Linked DNA regions of Homo sapiens: region 1 is linked to region 2. The links are chromatin loops, found by intact Hi-C in ENCODE. Cell type or tissue: endothelial cell of umbilical vein. All regions are shown on one strand. Links, peaks and the distances in the headings refer to the core of each region. The heading gives the core; the rest is flanking DNA.

Region 1 (5,385 bases), core at 288-5,287, 150 kb after region 2:
GAATCCTAGTGAAGCAGTAAATGAGATAATTTACTGATACTAGTATCTGGGAGAAAATAAGACTATAGCTTGGAGAACATGAAAAACTTTAGAAAATTATGGAGTAACAATGGCAAGAAAAATGAACAATATGCATAACAGGGTCACCAGCAAGGGCCACTGAAATCAGATGTCCAGGCCAAGTCATCAATGTTCTGAGACCTTCTGAAATGATGCTGTGCCCCTGAGGAGCAGAATTAGGATTGACTTAATTATGGTGGACACCATAGCAGGTCAAAGGAGTTTATCAAGAGATGAATTGATGAAGGTGATCTTGTAGCAAATCTGGCCAGGGATGTGGATGCAGTAAAAGGGGAAATGAGAAGGTTGAGGGTGTTGAGATCTTAATGAAAGTAAAAATTAAGGTTCTAGGGAGTGGTTATGAGTAAAATAATTCACTCATCATTCATTCATTTCTTCATTCAACAAATATTTGAGTATCTACTATGTGCCAGGTACAATTCAAAGCTACTAAGTTTCTCTGCCTGAAGGTGAGCAAGGATAGGAAGAGAAAATAAAATTGACTAAGTCCACTTAACAGAAGTTGAAACTCAGGGACCATATGTTCTCCTGTATCATCTGTGAGATTGAACTATATTTCCATTGCCATTAAGAATAAAGAGTTTACCATTTTCTAATTACTTAAACATATTGTAAATGTAATGCAAGTAAAGGCCTTGTTTGATTCCAAGTATAGGCTGGCCCCTGAAATAGATCATATTCAGAAAGATTTTAAATAATTTTTAAACAGTCCAGACCCTGTATAGACCAGATAGAAAACCTGACCTCTGACCACTGCTGAATAATCAAGAATAAATAACTTAACTTTTCTGTACTTCCATGTAGTTACCTATGGCAGATAATGATTCTCATCACTCCCGTTCTGAGCACTCATTGATTCCACGCATTCAATAAGCATTTACCGAATATCCTACTCTCTGCCACCAACTGTGCCACTTACTATTGCTATATACCTGTACTGTTTGTATGTTATCTTATTTATTCCTCACAAGAATTCTACAAAGTAGATATCACTTGCCCTATGCTCTATGGCTTAAAGAGGAAAGTAGCTTGCTCAGGGGTAGGTATGTTACAAACGGCTGGACTAGAATATCTGTTTTCAAAGTCCATGCTATTTTCCCAATACCATGAAGCCTCATGGAATACTACATTTATTTGTTTATGTGTCTGTCTTTTTAAAAAAATAAGAATTTGGCTGGGCACGGAGGTGCACGTCTATAATCCCAAGCACTTTGGGAGGTCGAGGCGGGAGGTCAGGGAGGATCACCTGAAGTTGGGAGTTTTAAGACCAGCCTGGCCAACATGTTGAAACCCCGTCTCTACTAAAAATACAAAAAATTAGCTGGGCATGGTGGCATGCACCTGTAATCCCAGTTACTCGGGAGGCTGACGCTGGAGAATCTCTTGAACCTGGGAAGTGGAGGTTGCAGTAAGCCAAGATCATGCCATTGCACTCCAGCTTGGGTGACAGAGCAAGACTATGTCTTAAAAATAAATAAACAAACAAACAAGAATCTTGCCAGACTCATATGTATTTTCCTCTTATGCTTAACGTATATTAAATAATCAACAAATATGCAATTCATAACTAAAATGAGGTACAAATTTGACAAAAAGTGTTCCCTAGATGCATGTAATTAGATTAATTATGTGAATTTCTAACTCGCATAGCCAATTGCTTCTTTAGTTATCTCTGTGAATGAGAGGCTGCATGAATGAAGGAAGGAGAGAATGTATAAATGTATCAATAAATGTGCAAATGAAAGTCCAATGTGCTTTTATCTTGGGGCACTGGCATTTGCTCTTCTGCCTGTCTGCAATGCTTTTCCCCCAAATTGTTACATAGCTTGCTTCCTCAATACTTTCTTCAGTTCTGTGCTTGAGGTTCTCATCATCAGTGTGACCTTCACTGGTCACCATATATAAGTAGCAACTACCCTTTCCAGCTGCCATCTCTGTATCTTTACCCTGCGCCACTATTTTTCACAGCATTTACTACCACTGCATATATATATATATATATATGTTAATCCATTTATTCTGCCTCTTCCACTAGAACATATATGCCATGAGAACAGGAACTTTTTCTATACTGTACCCTGGTGCATTCCCAGTGCCATAGGTGCCCAATTCATATCTATTGAATGAATGAACTTGACTACTAAACTTAGTCATAGAAATCAAATTCCTTCTTACCTTTTCTCTTGCTGTGCTCGAGAAGTCAAATAATTTTATCAACAATTGAAACAGTGCTGTGTTCCAGAAGTATAATCCTTCTATGAAAAAAGGCTATGAGATTGACTTTTTGTTTTCTATTATTTCTTCGTGTTTGTGTGTGTGTGTGTGTCTGCACAGGCACGCGTGTTCACACGTACACACACATGCTGTGGGGTTTGGTTGGGATGATATGCTGCTACTTTTTCTGTCTGCAGGAGCCGGAGAGAAAGCCCAGGTGTATCCATTCTCTCCTTACTGAATTCAAAGGTTAAAGTGGAGCTTTCCACCTACTAAGTGGAAGTCGCTGTGACTCTACCTCCACCTCTTCTTTCCTTCTCTTAACCACTTGATTTTGGTAGTGGTTTGGAAGTTAAGTGAAATATTATTTCATCCACTGTGATATTGGAAGAGGGAAAAAAGGAACCCTAAAGGCTAATGTTTACTTCGTGGCAGGACAAAAGAGGTGCAAACAGCTCAATTCAGATTTCCCCTGTCTACTGCAGATAGCTCATGATGAAATACTTCCATTATAAAAGAAGGCCATTCACTAACTTATACAGATTTTTTTTAGGTAATTAGTTTGAGAAAGTACCCCTTCTCAGATAGCATTGAAGCATAATACTGTAATAATATTCATTGCAATGGAATATTATTATAATATTACCTAGTGGCAACCAATCTCATTCTCCAATTCACTGTGTCTCCAATTACTTAGATAAACATCCTAACATTGTGATATTTAAGTGTGGGCCCTATGTGGCCAGGATGTTAACAGACTTTCACGCAGAACTTTTGGAGCCAAAATAAGCTAGATGCTACTGAGCTCATGGCCAAAGCTGAAATGGTAATAATACTTCATATTACTTCGTATGTCCCATGTTATCTTCACCACCCTCTGTGTCAGGAAGAAGTCAGGTATTTTCCCAAAATTACAGATGGTGAGACTTAAGACTCTGAGACCAACAATGTTTCATGGTCACACAGCTAGACATGGTACAACCAAAACTAGAGTCCAGGGTTTGGGGCCCATGTGACTTCCTCTGCTTGCTTTCCATGGCCCAGAAAAACTAGGATCATGCCATGGACTGCAGGCCTTCCTCTCTGGACTCGAATTTCTAGATCTCCAAGTTAATAACAACTCACAAGTAGGGCCACATCAAGAAAGGTAAGGATTTGTGGGCGCAATTCATGATGAGAGCCAGCGTGGAAATTGTGCCTCCAGATACCCAACCCAGGCCAGTGACTATCAAGAGAAAGCCCTGGATCCTACACTGAACAGAGGGAAGCAGAAGGCCCCAAATGAGCCTCCCAGAGCAGCCTGCTTTCCGGTCTGGCCAAGCATTTACTGTGAAACCCTGAAGGATTCAGCAATAAATCACTGTTTCCCATCTTAAATTCCTTTTCTGCAATAAGGAGAGTTATTTACTTTATGATTAATAGTTCTCTGAAAATATCCATGTAGGTGCATTTCTTAGACATTGCTCTTTTTTCTCCTTCCCTCCCAATTTCTTTCCCTTTTTTTATCTCCTGCCTCCCTCTTTTTCTCTGTTTCACTCTCACTCTCTCTCTCTTTCATAGACTTTTAAATCCTCAGTCTTCCTCAGAACGTCAGTTTTCTATTGCTGCATTAAAAATTACCTCAAAATCCCATCTTAAAACAACAGAAATTTATTATGTCACAGTTTCTGTAGGTCAGAAGTCTGGGCATGGCATGGCTGGATTCTCTGCTCAGGGTCTCACCAGGCTGAAATCATGGTGCCAGCTGTGGTTGTAGTTCCTGTTTGGGTCCTCTTCCAAGCTCACTGGTTGTTGGCAGAATTCACATCCTTAAGGCTGTAGGATGAAGATGCCTGTTTCCTGCTAGTTGTTGGCCAGGGACTAGTATTAATGCCCAGAGGCTACTCACAGTTCCTTGCCCTGTGCCCCCCAATGACAGGTCACATCATAAATGTGTGTTACCTCTGGACAGCTGGAGTTTGTCTCTCTGGCGCCCTCATCTACATCCAGCTGCTTTTAAAGGGCTCATGTGATTAAGTCAGGTCCACCAGGATAATCTCCCATCTTAAAATCAACTGTGCCGTAGAGCATAACCGAATCCCTGGAATAACATCCATCATATTCACAGTGCCAGAGAATATGCAACCGAATCCCTGGAATAACATCCATCATATTCACATTGCCAGAGATTACACAGGGCATGTATAATAAAGGGCATGGGGAATCTTGGGCACCATCTTAGAATTCTGCCTATCACACTTAACAACAGCAAACTCCTAACATGAACAAAAGAGTGTTCTTTTTTCTTCCAAGGGATGACTCTGTCCTCCTGCTTGAAATACCCTTCACGTGTCCTCCGAGAAGCCACTCTTTTTTGGGGACTCTTCGAACTCTGACCATTCCTCTGTTGGTTTCTTCCCATCCCCTAACCTCTAAATGCTGAAGTTCCTCAGGATACTCACCTCTTCTCTTTATCTAAAGAAATGCCTGGAAATCTCATCTCCCTCCTGGGGTTGAAGTACCACCTACTCACAGATGGCTCCCTAATTTATCTCTGTAGCTCAGGCCTCTGCCTGAATTTCTAACTCACATACCCAATTGCTTCTTCAATATCTCCACTTGCTTTTCAATACGAATCTCAAACTTCACATTTCTAAAGGGAAACTTGGTTCTGCTGCATTCCCAATTCCTCCCCATCTTAATAAGTGGTAACTCTCCCATTCTCCCAATTTGTCAGGCCCAAAGCCTTGAAGTCTTCTTTAACTCATATTTTTCTCACATATCTGAGACCTAACCCATCAGCAAAGTTTGTTGGCTATACCTTCAAAATATCTGACAGTTACTACCTTCACTGCTCGCAAGATGCCGTTGTACAATGCCTGGGTTTTTGCAGTAGACACCTAGCTACCCTATTTATTTTCACCGTTGTCCTCCTCCCTCCTTGGATTCCAATCTATTCTCCCCAAGGCAGCTAGAGTGATCCTTTTAAAACAAAAAATACAGTAATCCCTCCTTCTGCAGTTGTACTTTCCACAGCTTCGGTTATGTGAGGTCAACCACAGTCCAAAAATATTAAATGGAAAATTCCAGGAATAAACAATTCGTAAGTTT
Region 2 (5,385 bases), core at 101-5,100:
CATGGTTTACAGCCCTTGGAACAGACTCAGACATTGTAAGTGAAAACTCTTTAAGCCAAACCCAAACCTTTTATAATTGAAATTATAATAAATCACACCTCTTAAATCTTTCTGGAGAAGATTTGGGAAAAGTCTCTTCTTGCTCTTTCACTGCCAGAGAGCTCCTTAATAAGGGAGTGAGATTCAAATTAAAAACAAAACAAAACAAAACAATTTCCACTTCAGCTGTCCTCAGGGCTAATGCAGGGTGTATACGATTTGTGGTCAAGACGTGGAAGCTAGGAATAGGGACAGGTAGAACAGAAGGGCAAGCCAAATTAGAGTATGTTTGATCCCAGCTGTAAAGGCCAATGGCTTCCTATCCAACTCTAAGAAAAAGTCCACACGCTCGAGCATAATATACATATAGGGCCTCTGGGATCTGCCCTACTCCTGATGTGTCCCTCTCCTATAGCACTTACCTCTCTGTATTGCAACTATTTGTTTGCCTTCCCTATTAGACTGTGAGGCCTGTGAGGGCAGAGATCATGACTTAGTCAGTTTTAATCCTTAGTAACTTCAGAAACCCAGTAAATGCAGGGTCAGTTTGCACAATCCTGAAAAAATGAGCAAACTGACTCTGCACTAAAGCTGCCCATAAGCCAAAAGGGCAAAGTCAAGGGAAGTGGACCTCAGATTGCACATAATCGGAAGCACTCAGGGGCATGTCTTTTTATTCTAGCTGGGACTGTAAGCTATTCAGGGAAGGCTATTACAAGCAGTGGCCATGAAACAATAAACTTCATCTCCCCACCCCGACAAATGTATCAGAATCTATGACCCCTTCTAAGTACTCTCCTTGGGAGGCAAAGTGTATATTCTGAAATGGCTATGTTTGCTCAATAAGCCTTTTTTGGAATTGTGATCAGATTCAGTTTATATACCACACAAACCAATCTAATTTCCTTATAGGCACATGTATTTCCAAAGCAATGTTCCCCAACTTGATTGCCCACCATATTCATTGGCCATAGCTTCAGGGCGACTTTTAATAGCTTTCAACAAATCCACCCTCTAAGGATGAAGATGTACCACATTTCAAGATATTTAAGAAAGTACCAACAGTGTCCATGCATAACTTTCCAGAAGAGTTCCAAAAATGCTTTGAGCAATTTCTCAGTATCTTGGGAATCAGCAAAAATCTACTGAGAGGACTGCTTTGCAGGCAATAGTGCTGCTTTGGAATTAGACATTCTCATTCATGTGTTACATAACAATAACAAGCACTTATTAACTGTTTACTATGAACCAACTCTATCCAGCAATGTTTGCGTGTGTGTATTCTCACTGAACCCTCCCAACAATTATATGAAAACAGCAACAACAACAATGGTTGTTTTTGGCATTTACTGAGTGCCCATGATGGGTCAGACAGTGTTAAGGATTATTTCGTTTTAAACCCATTTTACAGACAAAAAAACTGAGGTTTAGAAAAAAGTAAAGAACTTTGCTAAGGTCCCAAAGCCAGTAAGAGAGGAACTAAGATTCATATGCAAATGTATCTGACTTGCTTATAATTACTCTGATTTATGCCTGTGGTAGGCTCTGCACTGTGATGTGACTGCCGGATTTATATATATATTATATATATACGTATATATATAATATATATATTATATATATATTATATATATTATATGGTAGTAGAATGAATATATTACTATATATATTATATGCTAGTAGAATGAATAAACTTATATCAGTGACAGTGGTCCCACCAAGGCAAATAAGAACAACAAGCAAAAGTGATACAAGAGGGTTCAGCTCATCTAATTCCTAAACTACAGCCACGTTCCTGTTCATAGGAGAGAGCAGTGGGCATCAGAGACCAAACCTGGATGTCTCCAAGCCAGCTGCAGCATGGGGCTTTGTGATTTGCTGTTTCACTCCAGTTAAGCCCCTGCAGGGCCCTGAGTCTTAGTCACTCCAGCCAGGCATCAGGAATGGGTACATTCACCTCCCTTCCCCAGCCTTCCCCTATGAATATTTATAAAGCGCTCTAGAATCCTGGTATCCCATAAAAATGCAAAGTACGATTATTATTAATGATACAGTTAGCAAGAAGGACATTTGTTATTTCTACTCAATTGGTTTCCCCCAGGAGCAGAAACAATTTTTTTTGACATAGTATTAATGCGCCGCCTCCGCAACTTTGGTCATCTGTCATCTTCTTTCGGACAAAGTTGAGCCAGTGTCTCAGGCAGCACCCTTCCTTCCCCTTTGCAATATCGGCACTAGCTGAGCCCAAGTGGCTTTATGGTTTAGATGAAACTATGGATCTTTATTTGATTTCTGGTATCAGGAAACAATTTATGAGGATCAAGGCAGTTAGGCTACGCGACTTCCTTTCTTGCCGAGGTAGTCGCTAGTCGCACAGGCAGCCCTGGCTCATAAATCTCGTTTTATTTCCCCATCTATTCACCTGGAACTAAGTGATTTTTTTTAAGGCAAAGGGGAGAACACATTTCCTTATGTAAGCACTCTTCCTCCAGCTCGTAATCACCATTGTTTCTCAGACGAACTAGTGAGCAGCTGAAGCAGGAGCCATTTCCATTTTCGTGCATCACACTTGTATTTTCAGAGTTTACAGAAAAATACTGCAACCAATTTGGGATTTCCCTGTAATGAACCACTTCCTCTAAATAAACCAGAATTGATTCCAATGTGAATTTCAGAGACGAAAGGGCTTTCTGAAAACATCTATTTTCATATGCCCTTCAGAAACTACCTTGCCTTTCTTTTTGCTCCCATCCCCCGCTCCCACCCTCCCTCAAGCCCCCCACCCCGCCTTCCCCTCCTTCTTAAGAAGACTTTCCCAGGTCCCTCTTGGCTGTGGTTGAACGACGTTGGCTCCTGTCCATGCTGCAACAAAGACCTGGCATTCCAGCTGTCTGCGTCTAATCTCCAGTGTCAGCTCTCGTTAATGTGTGAGCGTGAAATCAGAGGGGGCAGAGCTGCACGGAATATTAAAACCATGATCAGAATTCCACTGAAATGCTGAGAGTCTGCAAGCACCATTAGAGGAGGCTGTCAAATCACGGCTTCGCATTAAATAAAAGAAAAGATTTCTATCAGAGGAAAGTACAATCAGTGAATCGCTGAGCTAAATTAGCATTTTTTCAATTGGAGATCGAAGTTGATTTATTGTTCTACACGACATTAATGTAACTATGTGCTTGACCTGCTAAGGCAGCTAATTTTTCATTTAAATGGTTTCTTTCCTTCCCGGTGCAAAGGCTGCAATCATATTTCAACTTTGCAGAGTGATCAGAAAAGTCGTGGAATGCTGCAGAAATGTCTTAGGGCGGCCTTCCTTCCCCTCCCCTCTCTTTCCTTTCCTTTTTCCAACTCCAGCGCCTTCCTCCTCCCCTCCCCTTCCCCCCTAACCTCATGGCTGGTGGTCAAGGTCACAGAGGAAGAGTAATCTCAAAGCCACCGACTTCAAAGCCTCCATCAAAGAAGCCCCTACGTAGCCATTGAATTAAAAGGGAGTGGGGGAGGGTGGGGTCCTGGCACTAGACGTTCCTACCAGCAAGAAAGGACCCTTTAACTGCCCTGCTGGTGTGGCCAAATCTGGGGCGTCCTGGGTCCAGTTTTCTCCTGCAGGCCTCTCAGTATGTGTCTCTTCTCATCCTCCCCATCCCCCTCTCCTCCACACTCACATCGTCTGAAGATAATATACATTTCCAATTAGCAGAGCACATTCTAGTCATGTTCTCTTTTACTGCCCTAACTATCTTCCTTTTGCTAAAAAGCTGGGCTGTCATTAATGAAATCCTGCAGTTCTGTTAATCCGAGATACAATGCTCCTTTCTCTCTCAGTCTCTCCCTAACATAAAAACTACAGTTACTGAAGCTCCCCTCTTCTGTTTGGAGTCCTCGTTGTTTGTCTTTCATTGCATACCTGATGTAGCATAGTAGCAGTCGAAGTTCCCGGACGGATGTAGAAGGAAAAAACACAATTATATTTGTTTCCCAGTGTCCTTGTTTGCAAAGGCAGCTGGCATTTTCTGTTTTTATTTTTTTAAGCACATTGATTTTTAAGCTCTGGAAATTTAGGAATATGTCTTAGGGTAGTTTGGGGGCCTTTGCCTATAGCAAATTTGTTGGATTTAAAACAATTATAGCTGGAAGCCCTGGAAGAACCCTGATAAATTACTTTCCGGCGTTTGTCTGAAATGCCTCTTATGAATTAATGCATTGTATCCATAAGAGAAAGGGCAGGTGGGTGGTGGGCAGTGGTGCTGACATTTGCCACACCTTACCAATATCAGTATGACTTCCAAAGCATAGCGGACATTGGACCAATAGCTGGTACTTATATTTTGGTTTTCTTCTTCCATCCCCAAACATCTACATTCTGAATTACAAATTGGGAACTTTCCTATATTTGGAGGAGGCATGAAGTCAGTGTCAATCCCTTAGATCTGGAGGCCTTGAGAATTTGAGGCTAAGAACGGAATCAGCTGCTACATACCCAGCTAGCCATGGACAGATGAGGTGAAGAATAGCCCCCTACCCCACCCCCGTGGCCTCTAAGACAAGGAAATCACTCGGGCGGGGGCGGGGGGGTGGTCAGTGCAGTGAGGGAAACTTCCCTCTACCTTCATCACAATTGGATCTAATTAGCACCCCTTGGTTGGCCAAGATGCTATGGGGTGATTGGGTCGATGTACTGACCTCTGCTCTGACCCAGTGAAAACGGCTCTACACAGGCCAAAGGTGAGGTTCTTGGCAAGAGACTGTTTAGTTGAATGCTGGAGACAGGCACCAGTTGTCTTCATACCTGCTGCTATGTGGTGGAAGTTGCTTATCTTGCTCATCTTTTACTCCATTTAGAAAGTAACACCATCTCTCCCCCATGTTGACTACCACTCAAAACAACCACTCTAAAAAAGAAGCACGGATTTCATTCTCCAAAGGCAATGAAAGTTTGGTCACTAAATATAGAAAATGCTTCCCCATAAGGCACACTAGTCGTCTGCTTTCCCTTGGGTGATTTCCACTGGGATTCTGTACCAAAAGTCAGTGTTGGTTGATCAGAGTTCCCTCTGTCGCCTGACAATCCACATGCATTAGCCAAGAGGTGGCGTCGCAGCATGATGCTCCCAAATTCTCCATCTGTAGGGCGATCTCATTTGCAAACTCTACTAGAGGGCCTAGATGCAAAGCTCTGTAACTTTCTGCACTCACTATTTCCATGGGCATTTGTTCCCCAAACACAATGCACCTCTCCTTTACATGATAATCTTCTCCTGAGTGTAGTTTCATGGACTTAAGGACTTTCAGATGATTTTGGTCACTTAATTCTCCTGGCACCTGGAAGAGATAATGCAGATGTTTAAT

What was found. A loop is a pair of places that touch in the nucleus more often than their neighbours do. Peaks named below come from ENCODE experiments on the same cell type or tissue, not always from the same donor. Only the 100,000 strongest peaks of a DNase experiment are listed, where the experiment ranks them.
Region 1: a loop joins it to region 2, with 2.2 times the contacts of the local background. A loop is called at or near these places in 1 of 110 quality-filtered maps.

Annotation. Positions count from the first base shown.
Region 1 is chr11:121,775,498-121,780,882 of GRCh38, reverse strand. No RefSeq gene overlaps it. Among named protein-coding and RNA genes, the nearest start is that of MIR125B1, 320 kb to the left of the region's middle. In endothelial cell of umbilical vein, for the core only: no CTCF peak of the experiment used is centred there; no DNase peak of the experiment used is centred there.
Region 2 is chr11:121,927,339-121,932,723 of GRCh38, reverse strand. No RefSeq gene overlaps it. Among named protein-coding and RNA genes, the nearest start is that of MIR125B1, 170 kb to the left of the region's middle. RefSeq lists enhancers at 2,905-3,405, 2,261-3,661. In endothelial cell of umbilical vein, for the core only: no CTCF peak of the experiment used is centred there; DNase peaks (open chromatin) are centred at 2,503 and 2,923; H3K4me3 peaks cover 652 bases; H3K27me3 peaks cover 179 bases.